3 separate regions of the Homo sapiens genome follow, and all the other regions are linked to region 1. The links are chromatin contacts, found by Hi-C or POLR2A ChIA-PET in ENCODE. All regions are on one chromosome and are shown on one strand. Each heading gives the region's core, a stretch centred on a gene start or an enhancer-like site at or near the end of the contact. The rest is flanking DNA. Distances are from core to core; before and after follow the strand shown. Region 1 overlaps LOC100506274 (a long non-coding RNA gene). Region 2 has its middle 100 kb from the start of LINC01814. Region 3 has its middle 41 kb from the start of LINC01814.

Evidence for each region. Hi-C counts contacts between places; a loop is a spot of excess contacts on that map. ChIA-PET counts read pairs that join two places held with the same protein, here RNA polymerase II (POLR2A). Pooled maps may share reads with other maps.
Region 2: a pooled map shows a loop between it and region 1 (3-fold over the local background). The contact joins two enhancer-like sites. A Hi-C loop is called at or near these places in 2 of 50 pooled maps. POLR2A ChIA-PET finds 5 or more read pairs at or near these places in 3 of 52 experiments (activated CD4-positive, alpha-beta memory T cell, activated T-cell and activated naive CD4-positive, alpha-beta T cell).
Region 3: a map of naive thymus-derived CD4-positive, alpha-beta T cell shows a loop between it and region 1 (2.6-fold over the local background). The contact joins two enhancer-like sites. A Hi-C loop is called at or near these places in 1 of 168 maps with a recorded cell type or tissue (naive thymus-derived CD4-positive, alpha-beta T cell) and 6 of 50 pooled maps. POLR2A ChIA-PET finds 5 or more read pairs at or near these places in 2 of 52 experiments (activated CD4-positive, alpha-beta T cell and activated CD8-positive, alpha-beta T cell).

What each region holds. Positions count from the first base shown.
Region 1 is chr2:7,448,728-7,452,369 of GRCh38, reverse strand. LOC100506274 (a long non-coding RNA gene) reads right to left here. Exons shown (of 6, transcript NR_038432.1): 6 at 2,116-2,486. Among named protein-coding and RNA genes, the nearest start is that of LINC01871, 280 kb to the left of the region's middle. Within about 2 kb of position 1,434, at least 3 of the 41 ENCODE cell types and tissues checked have a DNase peak (open chromatin) inside an H3K27ac peak, as active enhancers do.
Region 2 is chr2:8,476,860-8,480,861 of GRCh38, reverse strand. No RefSeq gene overlaps it. Among named protein-coding and RNA genes, the nearest start is that of LINC01814, 100 kb to the left of the region's middle. Within about 2 kb of position 1,466, at least 13 of the 41 ENCODE cell types and tissues checked have a DNase peak (open chromatin) inside an H3K27ac peak, as active enhancers do.
Region 3 is chr2:8,540,548-8,544,658 of GRCh38, reverse strand. No RefSeq gene overlaps it. Among named protein-coding and RNA genes, the nearest start is that of LINC01814, 41 kb to the left of the region's middle. RefSeq lists enhancers at 206-265, 1-434, 435-941, 916-1,205, 1,216-1,265. Within about 2 kb of position 1,363, at least 27 of the 41 ENCODE cell types and tissues checked have a DNase peak (open chromatin) inside an H3K27ac peak, as active enhancers do.

The sequences.
Region 1 (3,642 bases), core at 185-2,684:
AAAAGAGGACAGGCTTCGATAGGAATCTGATCTGCTTTGAAGAGGCCAGGAAGCCTTTCCTGCTTACCAGGAAATGCCCACATTCTGAGCATACCATCTTTCCGCCTGGCTCGTTGATTAGCTGCAATATGGGTCTGGTATACATTTTACAAGTGAGATGCATTGATGGGTGGGGTTAAGTATCCCTGGCCAGGAAAGAATGAGAACACACAGCAGTGGACTCTCTAGGGTGGCCACTTCGTTGGGGGCAGCACTGACAAACACAGGAGGACACAAGCGCAAAGATGGGCTTGGCTTTTTCTCACAATTTTGCCTCAAGTCAGACTTGTTTGCCTCCTAGGAACTGTTTGCTAGAATAAGAGTGTGAATGTCAGGAAAATACATGTGCCCCCACACACTTCTGTAGAGCACATATGTTGCCAGCTACAGTAAACAAAAGTGCCTTATGCAAGCAGGACTAATGCAAGAAAAAAAAAAAGGCTGGGGCAAGTGTGGAAGGATTTAGACTCGAGTCCTGAATTCAAGACCCAAGTCCTTCACTTTGTGCCCTGTGATTATCCTGGATACAAATCTCTTGGCTCATCTGGGCCTAAGTTTTGTTTTGTTTAATTTCATGCATAAAATGAGGAGACTGATAACAATCCCTACCTTGGAGGATGGTTTTAAAGATCAAGGAGCTAATGCAGGGGATCTCAACCTCAATGCTACTGACACTTTGAGCTGAATAGTTGCTGTGGAGGTGTGCCTGGGCATGGCAGGGGTCCCTGGCCTTTCCCCACCAGACGCTAATAGAACTCCCTCCTTCCCTAGTTATAGCAGCCAAAGATGTCTCCAGACTTCGCCAAATGTCCCCTGGAAGAGCAAAATTGGCCCCAGTTGAAAACCACTGATTAAATGTATATACAATTATTTGAAAGAGGAGAGAACTCTCTACACATTTGTTAGGCATGGAGATAGAAATAACAATGAGGAGGTGACAACATTTACATATTCTAAGTGGGTATAGTGGAAGTCGGGCATAAACTGATGCCCAATGTCAAGTTGATGGGGTAGGAAATCAGATTAATTCAGCCTGATATATTATGGCTTGATACTACTGTGAAAATGCCATATTTAATTAAACAAATTCTGTTTCTTTCTTCCTAGTAAAGGGGAAGGGAAAAAAGAAAATGAGTAACACATTAAATTGCAGGATATTAATTATACAGAGCTACATATTAACTGTTATGCATCCTAAGGAGCTAATTTTCTTCACACTGTTATTATTATTTGTTACTTGTATAGCACCGTTGATGTAAACAGACTGTTTTAGAAATACGCCCATAAAGTTCACTGCTGTTCCGTGAGTGTGCTGTATAATTACGCATTTACCTTCTAGTAAGCAAGTGAGAAGCACAGCTCACTCACGGCAAAAACCCATTGCAGTCGCGTTGATCTGACTTTCTAAAAATCTCTGAGTAGCAGCTACAACATGTTGTGCTGGAAACAGAATTGATATCATCTGAATAAACAAGAGTCTTGAGAAGAAATCTATTTTTGTTATATATATTTTTTTACATTAAAGAAAAGGGCCAGTCTTTCTCAGAAAGAGTTTCACACCGGGGGTATTTTTCAGAGGAGGGGTATTTTTTGGTTTTCTGTTTTCTCTTCTGTGGGGCTGATCCATCCCTGTCAAGTCTGCAAAGTGTGTTGTGCGTGGGTGGAAAGGCAAACCACACAGAACATGCTCTTTGCCATAGTCAGGTCACCTTCAATACCACATGACGAGTTTCTTAAGAAGGGAAAAAAAATGCAACAAAAAGAAAACACACAGACACAAATGATTGAAAAACCAATATGAATTATATGCCAAAAGGTGGCTTCACATTTTCAGCTCAGATCACCAATGTCAGCAAAACCCTTTCCCACCGTGTGTCAGCCGTGGACAGGTGGAAGATGGAGGGCGGCATGCAGGCCTCTCTGTCATGGAGCAGCTGGGCTGGTGCTGATGAAATCACCATTGATCCACCCCGTAGTATGGACTGTAGATGATTTCTAGCTTAGACACATTTGTAGGCAATCTTTTGGGGAATGGAGTGTAATCACTGTATTGGTCAAAAATATTCACACTTCCTGTTTTTTGTTTTTTGTTTTCTTTTTATTCTGCACATGGCTTGGAGCAATGAACACCTAAGATTCCGGATACATTTCTTTAAAAAGGATATATTGCTTGTATGGCTCAAACAGAACTCCTCATAACAAACAATCTTTCAGTTTCATGAGTAAGGTTGTGGTCCTCAACTTTGACAAGAATGGCAGCCTCACTACTTATTTATCAAAGAAAATGGCTCCAAAATGGAAACTACACATCTCTTGGGCTCCAGAGTCCAGGATGTTATGTAGCTGGTGAACTTCTCAGGCAGATAAACTTATAAGGCTTGAAAAATCTGTTGACTGGTTCCCTTGCAAATTCCAAGAAGTAGATGTATACAGTGATGGGTATTTATCTTTAGGGAAAAAATGAAGATTGAAAATAAGAAAAAAACAATATTTGAATAAATAAATTCTCATCACACAAATTTTTTTAAAATATCTGTCTTTTCTCCTCACCAAAGATGATGGTTATGGGTGTTTTAGCCTGGAGAAAAACAAAAAAATCTTTGTCCAAATACATATAAACCTATAAAAGTATGTTTAAATTTCTCTACATATTAAGGATTTTACCTAGTTCTCCAATTAACAATTAGATGATTTTATACATTTTTCAATTCAATCTATTTGTCAGATGTGCTGTATTCTTAACAGGAATGCTCAGTAATTCTCCACCAAGGAGGAAGTCAGATGTGGGGAGGGGTGTGGAGCTGCCATGAGAGAGCAGGTGTTTCTCTCCCCCTCCCCTTAGATGGTGAGGGAGGAGAACCACTGACACAGGAGAAGTCCTGGGGTGCTGTGATCATTGTTATTCTCTAAGGCAGACATTTCACTCAGAGATGAGACTTCAAGGGTGAATTTCCAACACTTGGAACAAATACTTCATGAATTTACCAAAAGCCTGATTACCTCAGATGTAAGTTGAGATGATTTAACACACAGTATTTCAAGAAGTTTATTTTTAGGAAGATAATGGAAAACAAAGTTTATCCAAGCACTATGAGACAATAACTTAGGTGAGACATAGAAACGCATTCCAATACAGCAAATTTAAATAGAAAGGAAGGCGAGTGCCTAGCTGGTAGTTTTATGCCTCATTCTGTGAAAGCAGAGATAAAAGTCAGGTTACATGGGAGCCATGTGAAGCTTTCTTTGCTGCGCACTCCTGCCCTTACCTGTGAGCACACGGTATGTGTGTGAGTGCTCTGTCCCAGGCCTGATTCTTACCCTTTGGGGCTCGTGATGCAGCCAGCTCTCCGTGAAGTCCATCTCACATCTCAGTACCCAAGGCCTCTTTAGAAAATAAAATTTATGTAGGAAATAAACTGTGCTTTTATGTTGTTACAAAACAATAGAAGCGGGACCTTCACCTGCCTTCCCTGTTCTCAGCAGTTTGAGATGACATGTGGGTGCTCACTGTCACCTCTTAGAATCACATGTTACGCCTTTTCCAGGATAGTCCCCAGTGAAAACCTCCCAGACTGTGGAGGGAGCATTTGAGAGCACCACGAG
Region 2 (4,002 bases), core at 217-2,716, 1.0 Mb before region 1:
AAACTGGGCTTTGAATCACCGGGTCTGGCAGGGACTTGTCACTGAGTAGGCAGCCAAATAGTGTCTGGGGAGGAAGAAACACTTTAAAAAAAATTTTAAAATTTTAAAAAATTTAAACCATATTAAATGACAATGACCATATTAATTTTTTGAGGAACAATAAAATATTCCCTGTAATTTCTTGTACATTGGGGAGTGAAAAAATTATACATGTTGCATAGGTGGAGAGAAACTTTCCTGGAACTGTGAGGTTTATATAGAATTAAGAATGCCACGTGTAGGTCTTCAACCATAACTACTAGTTTTCCCACCTCTTATATGGACGCAATACATTCAAAGGAGAAGAACACACAGAGTTCCCTGGGAATTGTGATTAAAATGTGCTTAAATATCAGGCAGAGAGTGATGTGGGAAGTGGTTGATGTTGATGTTGAGTTTCTTTGGAACAGTCTACATTTTTGGACAAACGATTTTCCCGCTTTATATTTGGTTTGTATATGTCAAAGGCTGCAAGTAACAGCATATCTGACTGCTTGACTCTATGGCTTTTAAGTAATGAGGAGTTTATTTTTCCTCATGTAACAGGAAGACTGGAGGTCAGTGGTTACTGGTGCTGGTTCATAAACTCGGTGATATTAGCACTAACCTTCTGCAGTTTTCTTAGAATTCTTCTCTTGTTTGCAATATGGCTGTTGGAGCTGCAGTGGTCACGTCTGGGGCAGAATGAAGATGTTTGGGGCAGGAGAGACATTTTGAACCTCATCTGTCTCATTTTACCAAGAATCCAAAGTTTTCTAGACACTGGCCCCAAAGCAGTCTCTGGCCTTGGTGTCATGTCAGAACTGAGTGACAGCCCACCCCTAACTTCAGGGCAGGCTGGGCAGTGAGGAGTGAAATTATCAAGACTGGCTTAGACAGAGGATCAGGACCCATCGCCTGGGGCTGCTGGACCCATGGCTTTTCTGAACCCAAATGGGCTTCTTCCAGTAAGATACGACAGAGGAGTGGACACTGAGTAAGCAACAAAGAGTGTATATCACGAGCTGCCAAGGGGCTGAGGGGAGAGGAATGGTTTACATAAATAAGGCAGGTGGGATTTTTGAACCTCTCCTGGAAGTTTAAGGAGGGAGGTTTGGGGCCTGGAATACTTTTGATAAAAATAAAGCCAGAGCAAAGTGAAAACCACAGCAGAGCTCCCATCTGAGCTGGTGCTGGTGTCCAGAGCTGAATCCCACAGTCTCTGCTGCCAGCCTGTGTTCTACTGCTGAGCCAGGTCCTCTAACGTGATAGGGTTGTCATTGAGTCTCTCCAGAACAGGCTGGCGAGCGTGGTAGATTATCTCTCCAGTCAACTAGACCACTGATAAGAGGGCTCGACTTCCCTGTCGGAGCTCGTAAGGCAGGCGTGGCATTTCCCTTGCTTTCCTCTGGCCTCCCTTCATGCTTCCTTTGCTTTCCTTGCCTGCCTGGGCCATGGGGACAGCTCTGTTCACGTCTCCTCCTCTCCAGACATGTGCCTCTAGCGCAGTGCAATCCGATAAAAATGGAACGTGAGCCACGTAGGTCACTTCAAACTATCTAGCAGCCACGTTTTAAAAAGGAAAAGAAATGCATGGAAATAAAAATGATTTTAGTTAATCCATATATTAAAATATAATTTTAACATAGATTCAATAAGATTCAATAGAAACATGATTAAGATATTTTACACTTTTTTCATAAGAAGATTTTGAAGCCTGGTGTGTATTTTACACTTTACGTATTTCAATTCATATTAGTCAAATTTTGAGCAATCAATAGACACATGTGGCTAGTGGCACCATCGTGGAGGGTACTGGAGAGTACACGTGTAGAAGACAGATACCATGATATTCATCTCTTTATCTCCAGGACCTGACCAACAGTGGACCCTTCATAAGTACTTAATGAATAAATATGAACACGCTGCTAGAAACGGGCCTTTTTCAAACATAGGTATTGGCTGGGGGTGGAGGTGGGGGCAGAACAGAAAACCCTGGAACACTGTACTTGGTAATACAGAGCATGGACTTACATTCTCACACCTTGGGTAGGGCTGCATCAGCAGCTGACCCAGATACCTTGGAATTCCTTAGCTTCTTTCTGTCTCTGTTTCCTCATCTGTAAAAAGAGATAGCGACACCTGTCTTGCAAGATGCTGGGAAGATTAAATGAATAGGCGTACACCAAGTGCTAAGTACCCGACATGCCCATAAGCACTGAAGAAGCAGTAGCCACAGTTACTTTAAACCAGAGATTCTGTCAGTCATATGGACAACTCATACTTTAGTAGCAGCAGGATGGTTTGGCCAGGGCTTTCGTGCTGGTCCTGAAGTTGGCTGTGTCCCAGTGGTAGGACTCTTGTGGTATAGATTTTCTCATTTTGGGAGCACTCTTGACAAGGGGTCACGAAGCAATTTGTGGTGTTTGTCTTTTTGGCTGTAGCTGTGGAAAGTCATGTGCCAACCCTGGGGCTTAGGGTTTAGTCAGCAAGGGCACGTGTGGAATGAGGGGGGCCCTACTCTGGGAGCCCATAGTACCCCCCAAGCCTGAGGGCTCAGCTTCCCGTGGGAGCCTGGGCTGACTTAGGGCAGCCAGGCCCCTTCAGAGCAGGGTGAAGACCTGGACCCCGCTGCCTGCTGTCTGTGCCCCCTCGGCCATCCTCGTATGCTCCGCCCCTCTACCCTGTCCTTTGGACGCCCCCTGACTTTTTCCCCTAAATTGACTGAATTGAAATTTACTTGTTTGAAACAATAGAAACCACGTGTTTCCTGATCATACCTAGCTTTGAAAACAGAAAGTGGGCAAAACAAGCCAGGCGCATAGTGGCATTGAGAAAGGCAAAGGCTAACTTCATTAAAAAGCTTCTTTGTGGTATCAGGCAGGAAGTGAAACAGCTTTAAATGGCAAACATTTCTCAATCATTTAATGCACCAGTAAGCTTGGCATTCTTTCTCCTTTGTCCCCTTAAAGAAAAAGAGAGCCCAGATATAACTCAGATGAGGAGGGGGAGGGCCCGATCCTGTGTGTTGGAGGAGTTCCCTGGAGCATTGGTCCTCACCCCCATGAAGCTTCACGGGAGGACCAATGTCAGACGTGGGTGCAGAGGACAGTGCAGTTTCTCTTGTGTGGCTGAGCCTGGGCCACCCCGGATGGATCGCTGACTTCTTGTTGGTGCCACTCACCAGCTAGTTCTCTCAAATCTGTTACCATCAGAAGCCCGGTAAATGGCAAACTTTCCTTGTTAACATGTAGGTCCATTTCCTGGGGATAGTGAAACCCCAGTCCCCACAGGTAGCATTGACCTCTGTTGCCAAATGCCATTATCCTGGTGTCCACTGCATGTTAGGCTCTTTCCACAGAAACCAAAAACACAGACAAGTGTGATAGGCTGAATCCTTTCTTGAAGAAAAAAATTGCACGTACATATTGAATAGCAAACCAATCAAAATGAAAAGGAAAACCAGAAGATGGATGCCACTGATACACGCTTGCTTAGTTGCACTTTTTAAGATTCATTTATAGATGTCAAATAGGATATGAACACATGGAGGTGTGCAGTAAATACTCCTTAATTGATGAAAAGGCAGACATATATGTGAAGATTTTTAGGGAAATACTTTTTTGGGGAAATAGCAGCCAGTTTAAGTTGGTAACATAAATGGTGCCAGATGAAATCATATTGACTGAGACCAAAGTCCAGCCAATATGAAATCGCTCTCAAATGTAATGACTTTAGCATAAAAATTCTGAGTGGTTTCCCACATCTCGTTAACCTTTGTACTGCTCTGCAGCCGTAGGGGCCAGGCATTCTCATAGGGCACTAAGGAAGTGAGAGGTGTGCCTTAAGGTGTGGCTGTAACTCACATTTCTTTTTTTTTTTTTTTTTTTTTTTTGAGACGGAGTCTCGCTCTGTTGCCCAGGCCGGACTGCGGACTGCAGTGGCGCAATCTCGGCTCACTGCAAGCTCCGCTTCCCGGGTTCA
Region 3 (4,111 bases), core at 114-2,613, 1.1 Mb before region 1:
ATCTCAGCACCTAGCGGCACGCTGTGAGCAGAGGTCGTCGGGGCAGAGACCCCAGTCAGACTTTGAATCTGGGCTCTGCCCCTCATAGGTGGATAGGTGGTGGAACCCAGGGCCAGGCCTATTTAATCCTGAGCCTCCCTTTGCACATCCGTAAAATGGGGATAGTCTTAGCTGCCTCCTAGGGTATGTGAACAGGAGTGGGATGATGCATGGAAGGATCCAGCATGCCACCTGGCTGATACTTTCTCCTCACTAGGGATTCTGAAGGGCCCGCCCTTGGCATTGGCTGAAACGCGGTGGGAGTATTGAAAACGCTGGACCTGTAACTCCACAGAGAAGCGCCTCCCCACCTCAACACCAGCACTGTTCTCAATGTGTGGTGGCCTCTCCCTGCCTGAGAGCTGGTCATTTTGGCTTCAGGGAGCCGGGTGAGGCAATGCACGGCCAGCAGGTCATTTGACCTCAACAGCGCAGGCTCTGCCGGCTGCGATTCCATCACCCCTGGACTAGCAGAACCACTGCCTTTGCAGGAGTCTCAAAGGCCTGGGCTTTTGGGGGTGCTTCTCCGCCACTCCTGACTGCTTCTTTCCCTTCGGGGGCCGTGGCTGGTGCCTGCTGCGGGGTCATTGCGTGACGCGAGCACCGCAGCATCTCAGGTGCACGCGCCCTTCGATGGCCCTGAGGTGCCCGGGAGCAGGCGAGGGCCGAGTCTTAACAGCTCCACTTCCTGTCCCCGAGTCTATCTGCCACTGCTCTGTAGAGTCCTACAGTTTATCTGTGGTCAGTTTTCTTACCCATTTCCTGCCAGCTGCTACTGGTTTTTTAGTCAGCTCTGACAGCTACGGTAATTGGGAAAGGACGCAGGCTGCTGGGGCCGGGTGATTCACCAGCTCTGGCCAACAGGGACAAGGAGCACAGACGGAGGCACCCCGTCGGTCCCCCAGGGCCTGGTCCCCCAGGCTTCAATGAGTGAGACACAGAAAAGACCCAGGGGCACACTCATTGTGAACCGAAAGCTGATCTCTGTGCACGCGCGCGTGCATGTGACATAAGGGAATTTTTTTTTTTTGAATGTGCCAGAGCCAATATAAATGGTTTCATGTTTTGAGAAGTCAGAACATAACTCCAGGCTGAGTGAGGCCCCTCTCCCGGGGAGCCCCATGTTTTCTCTGAGGTGTAACTGCGGTGAGTTGTCTGTGCCTCAGATTAGGATACTGGAGTCACACTTAACATTTTATTTCATGGCATTTCCAAAAACGAAGGGAAAACCCCCATTGCAGCAAATGACTCCTCCAAATAGAAAACTTTGTGTCTGTTTTGTAAATGCTGTGGAAGGGAGTTTTGGAGCTGCCTCACTGTCAGTCATCGCCCAGCCAGGTGCCTTTGGTTGCTGAGTGTTGCACTCAGGGGTGGGCTGCTGGCTGCCGAGCAGTGCCCCTCAGAGGCGGGGGCAGGACCAGCCACACAGCCTCACCTGTCTGGGCCTCTGGAGCCAGCGCCTCCGAGTTTTACCTGACTCTCCGGGTGGCCCTGTTGCCTACTCTAGTGTGAGAAGCACCTCTCTAGACTTTACTGGAAGCTAATATTAATTTTATTGATAGCCGTGGGTTATGGAGCATGAAAATGATCCTCCAATGCAGAATGAAATGACCCACTTCACACAGATTTACTGCCTTCCTCCCAGGCACCAGGATCTGTGCTGGGCACAGCAAGGGACCACCTGGCCTCGGGAGCTAAGGGCTCTGTCTCCAGGGGTCCCAGTCTGGAGAAGGTGGGTAAAGCAAACAAGGAAGCCTCCTAATAAGAAGTTCCCTAATCAGACATGGACTTTGCTGCCAGGAGCACCCAGTGGGGCCAGCCTGGGGCCCAGGGAGGTAAGCAGAAGGGGCTCACTGTAGTAGTAGGTGAGACACAAACAGTTTCATCCATGGGTAGGAAATAGATGAGGGGGAGGGAGAGAGTTAGGAGATGGTCATGGAGATTGCGGGTGCTAAGAATGGCCTTGGTGGGTTTGGGGTCATCCCTGCTCTGACACTGTACAGCACAGTCAGCTTGAACCAGTCCCTGACCTCTCTAAGGATCAGTTTTCTCATCCATGCAATGGGTTTAATGATAGTTCCTTTTGTGATTGTTGTGATACTTCAATGAGAGAATAATGCAAAGTGCTTAGTGCAGCCCTCACTAAGCTCAGTAAGGAGGGTGACTGCATCTGAGGGCAGTGGGAGCCACTGAGGGGGTTTCAGCCGGTGAGTGACGGGAGCAGATTTTTTTTTCTTGAATAATTCCTGGAAATGCTTTGATCATTTAGGCCAGCAGAGGCTCTTGGTTGAGCATGAGACGCATGAACCATTAAGATTGCAGGATATAATCATGTGCAAATTTTAGACAATACCTGAAATCCTAAAATGCATTTCCTTTTTCCCATCGCCATAGTTTTGGATCCTAAAATCAACCAAAAGCAGAATCTGACCACTTTCCAAAGCAATGGTCCTTTAGATTGAGAACAAAATCGTGGAACAGCGCTTCATTTTTCCCGTCTCAAGAAGTCACAAGGCCCAGAATGCAAGAAAATCATGGCTTTTCGATGACCAGGCCTTGTTGGAATGGCTGAGAAGCTCCTCAGCCCCGACCAGGTGCAGTGACTGCATTCGGCTCTCACGGAGCAGGTCTGAGTGGAGCCAGGATTTGCTCTGTTCAAAGATAAAAACCACTGGAGAGGGAAGCAGCAGATCACAGGGAGCGATCTCAATCCTATAGGGGCCTGCTCCGGGGTGTTTTGCACGAGGCTCCATGTTAAATAAGCCTCCATTCGAGCGCAGCCTCAGGACGGCCATCCTTCATTCCTCTCAGTCACACACCTTCCACTTCAGGATGGCCATCCTTCATTCCTCCCAGTCATGCACCTTCCACTGCCTGGTTCTCTGAGCGCTTCCGTCTAGCGGGAGAGACGCCTTCGACCAATAATTGCACATAGGTCTGGATGATGCCCAGCCACAGTCACTCCTCTAAAAGCAAGGAACTTGCTTCTGCAGAGTCAAACGGAGCTCACGTGAGGTTCCTGGAGGCACTGAGGTTTCTTTCTAGTCTCCTGTTTTGCACAGACCTTTTTCTTACTGAGCAATTCACTATCTGCTGGCTTCGGAAGAGGTGGATTGGGTTTCAGGTGGGGGCACCAAGAAGCAGCCAGATGTCCAAATTTGGAGGCAACTCAGGCCACCCAAGTGCCTGCACAGGAAAATGTATGCAGCTGCCGTGCCACATCAAAGGCAGGTGGTCCAGGGTGATCCGGGTGCTATTCGTGGCACAGGCACCAAAGTACTGTCATCCGAAGCATCCTCTATCTCGGTTTCCTCATCTCTAAAATGGGGCTCCATCTAAGTTTTCTGGTTCTGCAAAAACTCCTGAGCAAACCACTTCACTAGCCAGGAACCTGGTATGCCTGCCATGCCTGGGGCAGGCAGGGCTTTCCAATTTCCTCCCCAAGGTTTTCTGAGAATTCATCTGACAGTGTCTGTAAATGTCCCTCCATTCTCTTTCATAGAGGAAATGCTCACATTAGAAGAAAGTCTCTTATGACCAGCACTCCCCACTTTCAAGGTAGAATTTTTCTTGGCTCCCACAGCCCTGGGCTGGCTTCTGCACAGCCTCCCAGGGTCTTTTCCTAACCCACAAGTTGGATTCTGCCACTGGTCTTGCCTAATTCCCACTAAGAGCCCCTACGGGAAGACACCAGGGCTCTTTCCATCACCTGCCTCCCCTTGCCCTTCTGAAGGGCATGTGGCAGCAGCACAGAGCAGCTTCAGGCTCCCCAGTGGGGCTGGGCTCTTCCCAAGTCTCAGAGCCTCCCTTTGCATGCCCTTTCCTCTGATTGGCTCTGCAAACTCCTCTTCATCCTTCAGAACCCAGCTCTGTGATCAGCCTCTCTGGGAGGCCTTCCTCAACCTCCTTGTTCCCCTGATGACGGATTCCCTTCATCCACAGGCTCAGAGTCAGGGTCATGGGGAACCCTGAGGCCTGTTCCTGGTCATCCTGTAGGCCAGCCAGAGTGCCTCTCTCACTTTTGGGGAGCAGAGGCACATCCTCCTTGGTCCCACTTCATGGCCAGACTCCT